2 separate regions of the Mus musculus genome follow, and region 1 is linked to region 2. A link is a loop called in an ENCODE intact Hi-C map of the cell type or tissue named here. Cell type or tissue: heart. All regions are shown on one strand.

Region 1 (5,000 bases), 200 kb after region 2:
ATGTAAAAGGTCACCATCAGCCAGGCGGTGGTAGCGCATGCCTTTAATCCCAGCACTTGGGAGGCAGAGGCAGGCGGATTTCTGAGTTGGAGGCCAGCCTGTTCTACAAAGTGAGTTCCAGGACAGCCAGGGCTATACAGAGAAACCCTGTTTGGAAAAACAAAAAACAAACAAACAAACAAACAAGAAACAAAAAAAGGGTCACCGTCAGGAATTCCTATCTATACCCAGACATATGTGAAATTACAATGTACACAATACTTCACTGCAGTACTGTGCAAAGTCTTCAAATATCCCACTAGCTGTCACTTGTGAGGTATCTAATTACACTACACCCATATGAACCCTCAGCCGTCAGAAAAAGGGAAAGGAAGTTTACAAGTACATACACAGTAAGTTCTTTCATATTAAGCTTAAAAAGCAAGATAGAAATAAAACTATATGGTGCAACTTATGCAAAAAGAGTAGCCAACAGAAGTAGGACATAGACATTTTCTGCATAGGTCCTTTTACATCTTTTGAATTTGGAATCATGTAACTGTAATCTTGAGCCAAAAGAGAAAATATAAATTTTTATGTTGTTGCTGTTTTTTTTTTTTAATCTTGCCCTTGGGAATGGTGCTACAATACTATCTTTGTAAATTGATATTCCATTTAGAATACTTGGTATTCTTGCAGACCTCATTTCCAGTAAAGATGATTCAAGAAATTATTCTTTTTAAAGGGCTTAAACAAGTATTCCATACAGAACAAAGGGAGGCAGCAGACTAACCAGAAGTACACCTACTTAATGGCTTCTAGCCCTGATGATGCTTTGGAAGGACTCGGGGTGCCCGCGACTCCATGCCCCAAGCCCCAAGCCCTGACCTCAACGCTTTAAAAGAGTAAACATTTGTTTCTAGATACTCACCACATAAGATTACCCACCATAACAATATCCTTACAGCAGTTTCCCTATTCAAATAACATCCTTGCCTATAAACATGGGAGATACTGCCATAGAAATAAAGTAACTGAAATTTCAGGTTTACTATTCAAACTTTCACAAACTTTGCAGGTGGGAGTGAGCCATTTCGTTTGTTCTTTCAATTAAGAGTGAATCTGTCTGTTTACCCTAACAAAAGGTTCCTGTGTTCACAATCATCTCTAACCCTAAGTTAGGAAAACATGCCTATTGATAGCAATAGCAACGTTTTCATTCTAAGCTGTGAAGTCAGGACCTGTCTCATCTCTGGGACCCACATGCCAGGAGGAGAGAACCAACTCCCCCAAGTTCCCCTCTGATCCTACAGATACACCATGATACGTGTGGCCACACAAACAAGTTCGTGCATAGATAAAATGTTTAAGAATAAATACATAAATTCTACACATAGCCAGAGGGAGTAGAGTCCAACTACTGAAAAGCTTTTGAAAATGAAACTTAAGATGCAAAGGCCAACTTCACCCTCACCTTAGATTTTCATCATCTATCTTTGGTAACTTAGCTTCTAAAACTTAATTTGGCATCAGCTTCAACCTCTAACCTGTACCTCTTTCCATCCCCTGTGTTGCTCCCCCAAATATAGACAACACCATATTTTGCATATCTGGTCCTCCCAGAAGGTTGTACCTATTTTGCATTTTTATATCCAACTGATACCATCCCATGACATTTAAATCATATGAATTCAACAGATCTAGGCTTTGAGAGCCTAAGTCATCTTGAGTTTCCTTGGGGGGATGCTGAGTTCCATATTTGTTTTATTTCAGGTGTTTCATAACCGCATTCGGCCTGCTGGAGTTAGAATGACATTCTCTGGGGGAAACATAATTGATCAGTTCATGGAAGGTGGCAGAACCTATTCCCATCTAAGTAGGCCTCAGACTTTATTGGGGGTCCTCTCCATTCCCATCCCAATCCATGTAAAATGAAGTACTAGCCCAGCTGCCAAAAGGGTGTAAGGAAAGGTGCTCACACTTAGGCTGGAGTTGTCCTAGAACCCCTGCTTTGTAGCCAGGAGCCCACAGGTCAGCTCTTACCCAAGACTCTGACTGCTTTGAAGTCAGAATCATAATGATGGCGTTCAGGTCCTGCCACTCAAGGCTACCCAACACCTTTCAGCAGAAAATTTTGAACAAAACGCCACTACGTGATTTACTCAACCTCAAGGTGTTTCTAAACACATCTTACACAACCATTAAAAACGCCTAAAAATAAAAACGTTTACGAGTTCTCTTTCTGAAGTTTTCAGGAGAGTGCGGTTTGAGTCAAGTAGATTTGAAGCTCGTAATGAATAGCTGGAGAGTTCTGAGTGGAATGAGGGTCCTTGGACGAAGCTGGGCGTGAGGGTGTCAGGCCCTGCCCCTCCACTTCCCGAAACCCGAAACCTATGCCCCAGGAGGGCCCTCAGGCATGCATCCCCATCACCCCTCCCGGAGCTTCTCACGGAATTTGCCCAGAAGCTTAAGTAAGAGCCCCAACTACGGGCAGGACAAGGATGGCGTCTCCCTCACTCCCGTGGGGCCTTGGAGGTGGCTCCAAGGAGTCAGACTTACCGAAGTCCAGGAACTGTTTGATAGACAGTGGCGACGGGGAGAAGCGGGAGTAGCGCTCGATCTGCTTGGGGACCGGCTGCTTGAGCAGCCGGTAGAAGAGCCGCATCCTCACTAGAGCAGTGTGCAGATCCGCCGAGCCGTCCGGGACCGGAGCCGAGGCGGTCACCGCCGCCTAGCCGCGAGGAGGAGGCGGCGCCGGCGGGGCTTTACCTCTACCTGGGGCTCGGCCTTGGCGCCAGCAGCTGCTCGCCTGCCGCGACACCTACACAAGTACCGGGCAGCAGTTGGGCGGCCGTGGCCGGCTGCCCGCGGCTTCCCAAGCCCCGCCTGAAAAAGGCGGGATCTGCCGCCGCACGTACGCGGCGCGCGTGGGATGTGAGGGGCGCTAAGGGGTACGCGGCTGCACGCGCGCGCTGCTGATTGGCTGCCGCCGCCGCCTAAGCTTCCTTAAAGCCCCGGTAACACGCACACAAACCTCCTGGGTCTCGGGCTGGTACCAGCCAGCTCCGTTCCTGCAGGTCCCGCCCCGGATCAAGTCTTGAGAAGTGCTCCGAGACTTGAAGGCCATTGGGAGCCCACGCCTGAGCTATTTTTAGGGGCTCTAGACCTCCCCAACCCGAGGCCCCTCTTCCGGAAGGCCCTCCTCAGATCTGCTGACTCCTCAGCTTTAAGTTGTTCCATGTGGTCCTACGCTTCCAACAATTAATTACAGAATTAAGTGGAAGCTACTGGTCCCACCCCCACCTCCCCCTACACACACAAACATTACACGCGACAGGATTCAGTATATTAGCAATTAACCTGTCCTCGGAAGCTCTACTCACTGACTGCCCACCTTCACTCCGGGTGAATACCTTTGGACAGGATTGTTACAAAACAGTATTGTTACGTCACTGGCTGTGGTTCCTGGTCCTAGACCCCTCTTTACCAACTGGGCCAATAACAGCATCCTTAGATCACTGTTTCATGCCTCTCTCACCACTAAGACCTTTGAAGGAATCCATTACAAACGAAGGTCATTAACACTTGGTTTCCATGAACCTAGATCCACTTGCCCCGAGACAGTTGTCGGGATTAGTAACAAATATTTAATTGCCCAAACATACACATCCATTGGAAAGGCTCAAATTAGAGCCACTGAGCCGGACGTGGTGGCACACACCTTTAATCCCAGCACTCACGAGGCAGAGGCAGGCAGATTTCTGAGTTCGAGGCCAGCCTGGTCTACAAAGTGAGTTCCAGGACAGCCAGGGCTACACAGAGAAACCCTGTCTCAAAAAAAAAAAAAAAAAAAAAACAAAAAAAAAACAACAACAAAAAAACCAAAAAACAAACAAACAAAAAAAAACAACGAAGGGAAAAAAATTAGAGCCACTGACCAGTGTCTTTCACAACCCCTCCCCATCACAAAACCCTGACTCAGTTTCACCACTACTACCACTTTGGTGCAGGAATCTATATATTACATTGTGCTAGATTGTCTTTCTATGACAGTGAGCTTAAATTCATGGCTCAGTATATGAAATCAGTATTTCCTAATGTGGATATAGGAACTACTGCTTGCTTTTAACTGTTACCACAAAACATTAATTTTTGTTAATGTGTAAAGCTCAACTAGAAAAAAAAAAGGTAAAAGTTCTTCTTGGTCTGATTATTAGTGGAAAGTTTCATGCCTTCATTTGGCTATGTAGCGCCTCTTTGCTTTATGAAACTGTTGGGCTTCTGCTCTTTGAATTGAAAGAAAAACAGCACGTGCCTTCAGAGACGTCCTGTGCTCTTCCCACATTTCCAGATTTTTAGGTACAACATAACATACCTGGGCTACTTTGCCTTTTCCATTCGAAGCAAAGCCTAAAGAGACTTAGCAACACCCTTTGGAAAGGGCAGTTTTACCAACACAGCAGAACACTGACTGCAGTTGGGAGTGTGTGGGCAGACAAAAAGGAGTGGCCTAAGGTTGTCTACTCATTTTCTTGGGTGCTGCCCACAGGTGGAGTTTTACTGGTAGCAGTTATGGATGAAGATCCCCGAGAGTTGGTGGGGAGAGACTTTTTCCACCTATGTGGCACAGCACTGCTGAACCTTCCAAACTCACCCATCAACTTTTTCATAATTTCCTTTCCTGCTGCACAAACTCCTACTTTAAATTCTTTTATTCTGATGTTTTCATTACTTCAAATTAATATGCCTAATTTTATGCTTTCCTAAAAAGTGGCACAGTCCTAACAGTCGAGGAAATGTGAAAGAGGCCTGTGTGATGAAAACTTGTGCTGGACCACGACTCAAAGGACACAGCTCTAAACTTGACCCTATCATTAGCAAGCTGTGTGACCTAAGACTAGTCTACTAGCCTTTCTGTGTCTCAGTTATTTTAATGTCAGGTGAAAATGTATGACTTCTCTCCCTTTACTTGTGACAATAAAATAAAATAAATATACCTAATATAAGGCACATTTGGTCCT
Region 2 (5,000 bases):
CCCAGTATTTGAAACAGAAATTCTTTCAGAGCCCATTTGACCTGCTACAGTGGGTGTTTCTGCAACTGAGTCTTTCTTCACAGATACTTTGTAGCTAGGCTATGAGCATGCAAAATAGTCTCTACCAATGACAAACAGGGGCTCAGATTTTAAATTGGAGACTAATGTTCCAAGGGAGTAGACCAGACCAGTACTAAGAAAGTTTGTGTTTAAAAAAAAAAAAAAAAGGCAACTGTTACAGAACTTTTTTTTGGGGGGGGAGGGGGTTGAGACAGGGTTTCTCTGCATAGCCATGGCTGTCCTGGAACTCACTTTGTAGACCAGGCTGGCCTTGAACTCAGAAATCCACCTGCCTCTGCCTCCCGAGTGCTGGGATTAAAGGCATGCGCCACCATGCCCGGCTGAGTCCAATAAATATATCTTAAGGTATAAGCTGTAACATCTGAATATTTTGCCATAGGTGACAATGACCTCTCTGGCTCAGTTCTCTGGCACAGCAGAAATCACCATTTCTGGCTAAGCAGCCCCCAGAGTGGCTTCCCAGTCCTACAGGATCTCTGCAAACTGCATAGTACCCTAATCAATTTCTTTTGTTTAAAGCAACTAGAGTTGGTTCCAGTAGTTGTAGTGGTTCCTGACTGAGCCTCTGAATGCCTTTTTTTGGTCATTAAATTCCCAATCTCTTTTCATACACTACTTGTAAGAGCTACTTATAGACCTTTTAAGACCCTTTTACACTCATGAAAAGGAGAAAATACATCTTCCCCATTAAGAATTAAATAAGAATGGCTATCTTATTATGTACTTAGCAATACAAGAGAAATTGGGTGTGCATGTGTGACTACAACTGTATGGGAAATGCATGTGCATGCATGTGCACGTGTGTGTGCACACACATGTGTGAGTTGTGTAAGGTTGTAGGATAATCAAACATATGCACATGCATACATTCCACACATGGCACCTAGTCAACACTTTGGTCTAGCTTCAGAAAGCAAAACTAAAGCAATTTCCTCAGGGAAGATTCCATGTGGTACTATATATGACTGTTTACTTTCTCCACTCATGAAGACAGAAGCCACACCATTCTACCCAGCATGCTAATGCCAGAGCCTGGCAGAATGCCTATGCCTTGTACTTGCATAATAAATGTTTGCTGAACAAACCAATATACCAGATTTTTTTATCATTAAAGCCTCCAATGACTTTCTATACACAATGGCAGCTAATTACACGCCTTGCTACATTTTGCTGACACTGTCCAGGTGTCCCACCTTCCAACATAAAAAGCCTGGAATTTTTTTTTAAAGCAATGTCTTTAACGCTGTGTGAATTAGCAAAAAAAAAAAAAAAAAAACAAAACAAAACAAAAAAAACAAACAAAAACAAACAACAACAAAAAAAAAAACACCACACACACACAGACACAAGACAATGGGGGAAAACACAAAGATTGAAATAATGTTTTCAAATCACCACTTGGGAGTACTTCTACCCTCCCCCAAAGCAGGCAGGGACAGTAACCTGAAGCGGTCTTCCACATAACAATCTTTTGGCATGCTTTAAAGAAAAATTCCAGTCACAAGTCCCCAGAAAATACTTAATCAACACTGTGACTTAAGAGGGGTCTCAAGATTGCACAGTATCCTCCAAAGAGTGATTTCTTGATGTGCACAGATGGCGTACAGTTTTTTAGGGTGAAAAAAGGACTTAGAAGCAAATGACTGATAGAGGCTGCAGACTGTTCATGTACTTACATCCCACAGCCCATTTGTAATCCAAGCTAGTCAACTCTCCAAAATAATTTGTCTGAGAGAGGAGAGAGAGAGAGAGAGAGAGAGAGAGAGAGAGAAACCTGTGATTTTAAAACTAGCTGAATGCAAAAGAAACTGATTACGAAGCAAGATCTCATTAATGGCAATGCACAGTGAATGGCAGGACATGTGACACTTGGTTAAGAAAGTATCTGATTTTAAGTTAGAACTGAAGTTAAGTCATACTTTAGCTGAACACCGTTTAAAATCAGAATCAGACAAGGCCATCTGCATTTTTGAACTCTACTTCTGGAAATAAAAAATTACTACTCACAAAATGCCTGATATATAGGGCATCCGAAATGCTACTCAACTGATACTTTTTTTCAAACCTCACCCAAAATGACTAGACCTGAACAGTATTTCTATGTAGCACTTGAAGAACTTCCCGTAGAACCTAAAAAAATCTTAACGAAATGCATCTATATCTGGTGACAGCACTTCCATCTCTCACTTCAATGACAATGCTAACAATTTTCCTGGGACTTCCTAGAAACGGAGGCACAGGCATGCTCCAAACCCTCAAACCGAGACCTGCCAAGGGAGCATAGAAACAGTTTCAGGCAGGAGAGAGCAATCCCTGCCGAGGCAGGTTGCCATGGAAGTTGTAACCCACACGTGCTTGCGACTCATCAAAGAAAATGAAAAGAGCCAACGACTGTGAAGCCTGTCATAAGAGAAAGAAACCGCTCAAGCCAAAATACCTTCAGCAAGTGACCCCATCAGGAAGCCCCGTCCCACACCCCTAGGGTCTCCGCCCAGAATGATTAAGGTTGGCGGTCAAACAGACCTAAGGGGCGGTCTAGGAGCGCGCCACCTTCTTAAGGATAAAAAGCAGAGACCTTCCGCTCCCCCTCGATCATACCGCGACCCCCACATTCCCAACCACGTGCCCTAAGCATGGGATCCTCCCTCACCGCTTGCCTCCAGTTTACAGTCCTCTTCGTGCATGGGCGCCATGGTCCGATAGTCTCTCTATTCCGCGCCAACCAGCCTGAAACTGGCGCGGAGGCCAAGATAGGCGCCAGTACGAAAGCCAATCAGCGGCCTGGAAGACTGCGGACTTCCGCCCGGAAGGCCACTGACGTGCGGCGCTGAGCCGCGCCCCGCCCCCGGCCTTCCCGCGGGAGTGCATTTGGCGCCCTGTGATGACCCCTGAGCGAAAAGCGGGAACCTCGGCGAGGACCGGGGAGACCTGGAGAAGGAGGCGGTCGGGAGCTGAAAAGAAACCTCCTAAAGGCACTGCGCAAGCGCATGCACGCTATTTTAACAATCCGTAGGACGCATGGGAAAAGGGGTTCTCTGGTCACGAGAGATATTTTCTGGGAAAAGAAGTGCGGGCGGGTATAAATTGTCTCTCAATTGCTGCCCTCCATCTCTGCCCCCGGCCCCAAAAGAGTGACTTCTTCGACAAATACAATCTGATTCTTGCCCTGTACCTTGTCTCTCTGAGTGTTATCCACCAAAACGTATTTCCCTCAAGCACATAGCTGAAGTGACAGCCTCCAAATGTAACAATCTTACTTCATGACTCACTCCTGATGTGATACAATTGAAAAAGTAACAAAATAACTTGTGTGTTTTGGATTTGTTTTATTTGCTTAGTTCTTTTAAGACAGTTGTTGACAAAAAATAACACTCACCTCAAAGCGGGTGAGGGAGGTTAATCAGTAAACTTTACTCTTGGGAGGCTGAGACAAGAGGGTGGTAACTTTGAGCCCAAAATGAACTTCTAAGTTTGAAGCCAAAGAAGTTCATGCCTCAAAAAGAATGAGAGTTGGATAGACAGAAAGAGAAGCAAAGAAAAAAAAAAGAGGGAAAGTTTAATGAACAAACATCAAAAGGAAATGGTAAATGAATGTTGTCTTAGGCTTTTACTGCTGTGAACAGACACCATGACCAAGGCAAGTCTTACAAAGGACAATATTTAATTGGGGCTGCCTTGCAGGTTCAGAGGTTCAGTCCATTATCATCAAGACAGGAGCATGGCAGCATACAGGCAGGCACAGTACAAGAGGAGCTAAGAGTTCTACATCTTCATCTGAATGTTGTTAACAGAATACTAAGTTCCAAACAGCTAGGAGTAGGGTCTTAAAGCCTCACAGTGACACACCTACTCCAACAAGGCCACACCTCCCTAGGCTAAGCAGATACAAACCGTCACACATGTGTACATACCTAATTGCAAAAAATATATCAAATATTTAGGCCTATAAAACCCATTCCCAAAATGTGTCTTTTGCAAAGATGATTGACTTATAAATGTTTTCTGTTTATAATGCTCTTTTTAATATTGGGAGGATTTAAAGTTCAGGTGGAGTCAGGCTTGGGATTTGAATTATATAACTTTTATATAACTTTGGACTACTTTCAGAGACCTGAGTTTCTTCTTTTATAAGTTGCTTCTACTTATCTAAGGAATTATTGTGAAATTTAGTTGAAATAATATCTGTACAATTCCATTAAGATATCATCATTTGGAGGCAGGCAGATTTCTGAGTTCGAGGCCAGCCTGGTCTATAGAGTGAGTTTCAGGACAGCCAGGACACAGGACACAGAGAAACCCTGTCTTGGAAAAAAAAAAAAAAAGATAACGTCATTTGGACCAGTGAGATGGCTCCAGGGCTATACAGAGAAACCCTGTCTCGGGGGGGGGGGGGGGGGGGGATGAAACATGGGCTTTCATTTGGGTGCATTTACAAAGGAAGAAAGACTGTTTCTGGGCTTTACCAAAAACAAAAAGGGGGACTCAGATATTTAACAAACTTCTAGACCATAAAATATATGTGGTATAAATAGGCAGTATTTAAACAAGGGGTACTTAAGTCATTTTTCTTCTCTTTTTTTCTCCCCCTTCTTGTTTTGTCTCTTCCTACAACACAAATTTTGGATGGTAGTTCTGTAACCATCCTGAGTCATGGGATGACTGGAAAGAAAAGTCACACGCTGAAATTGTGGTACAAAATGGTAAGAATATGGATCTCTAATGTCTACAAAGCCACCATAACACCCTTAACTTGACTAACTGCAGAGTCCTACATGAAAGAAAGTAAATAGCAAACATATTTTAAAAGTACCATTTTTGAGTTTCCTATTATATTTAGCTAAACCTATTTCTATTAAATATACTTTTTTTTTTACTTTTTACCTTCATTTTTACTAATTGAAATTTAATAAAAATAAGTA

Evidence for each region. Hi-C counts contacts between places; a loop is a spot of excess contacts. Peaks named below come from ENCODE experiments on the same cell type or tissue, not always from the same donor. Only the 100,000 strongest peaks of a DNase experiment are listed, where the experiment ranks them.
Region 1: a loop joins it to region 2, with 3.0 times the contacts of the local background. A loop is called at or near these places in 1 of 42 quality-filtered maps.

The regions. Positions count from the first base shown.
Region 1 is chrX:93,829,309-93,834,308 of GRCm38, forward strand. It overlaps Pdk3 (pyruvate dehydrogenase kinase, isoenzyme 3), which reads right to left and starts at 2,842. Exons shown (of 12, transcript NM_145630.3): 1 at 2,539-2,842. The coding sequence starts at 2,644. In heart, no CTCF peak of the experiment used is centred here; a DNase peak (open chromatin) is centred at 2,923; H3K4me3 peaks cover 2,444 bases; H3K27ac peaks cover 1,861 bases.
Region 2 is chrX:93,629,338-93,634,337 of GRCm38, forward strand. Pola1 (polymerase (DNA directed), alpha 1) reads right to left here and starts at 2,818. Exons shown (of 37, transcript NM_008892.2): 1 at 2,732-2,818. The coding sequence starts at 2,774. In heart, no CTCF peak of the experiment used is centred here; a DNase peak (open chromatin) is centred at 2,924; H3K4me3 peaks cover 1,944 bases; H3K27ac peaks cover 1,122 bases.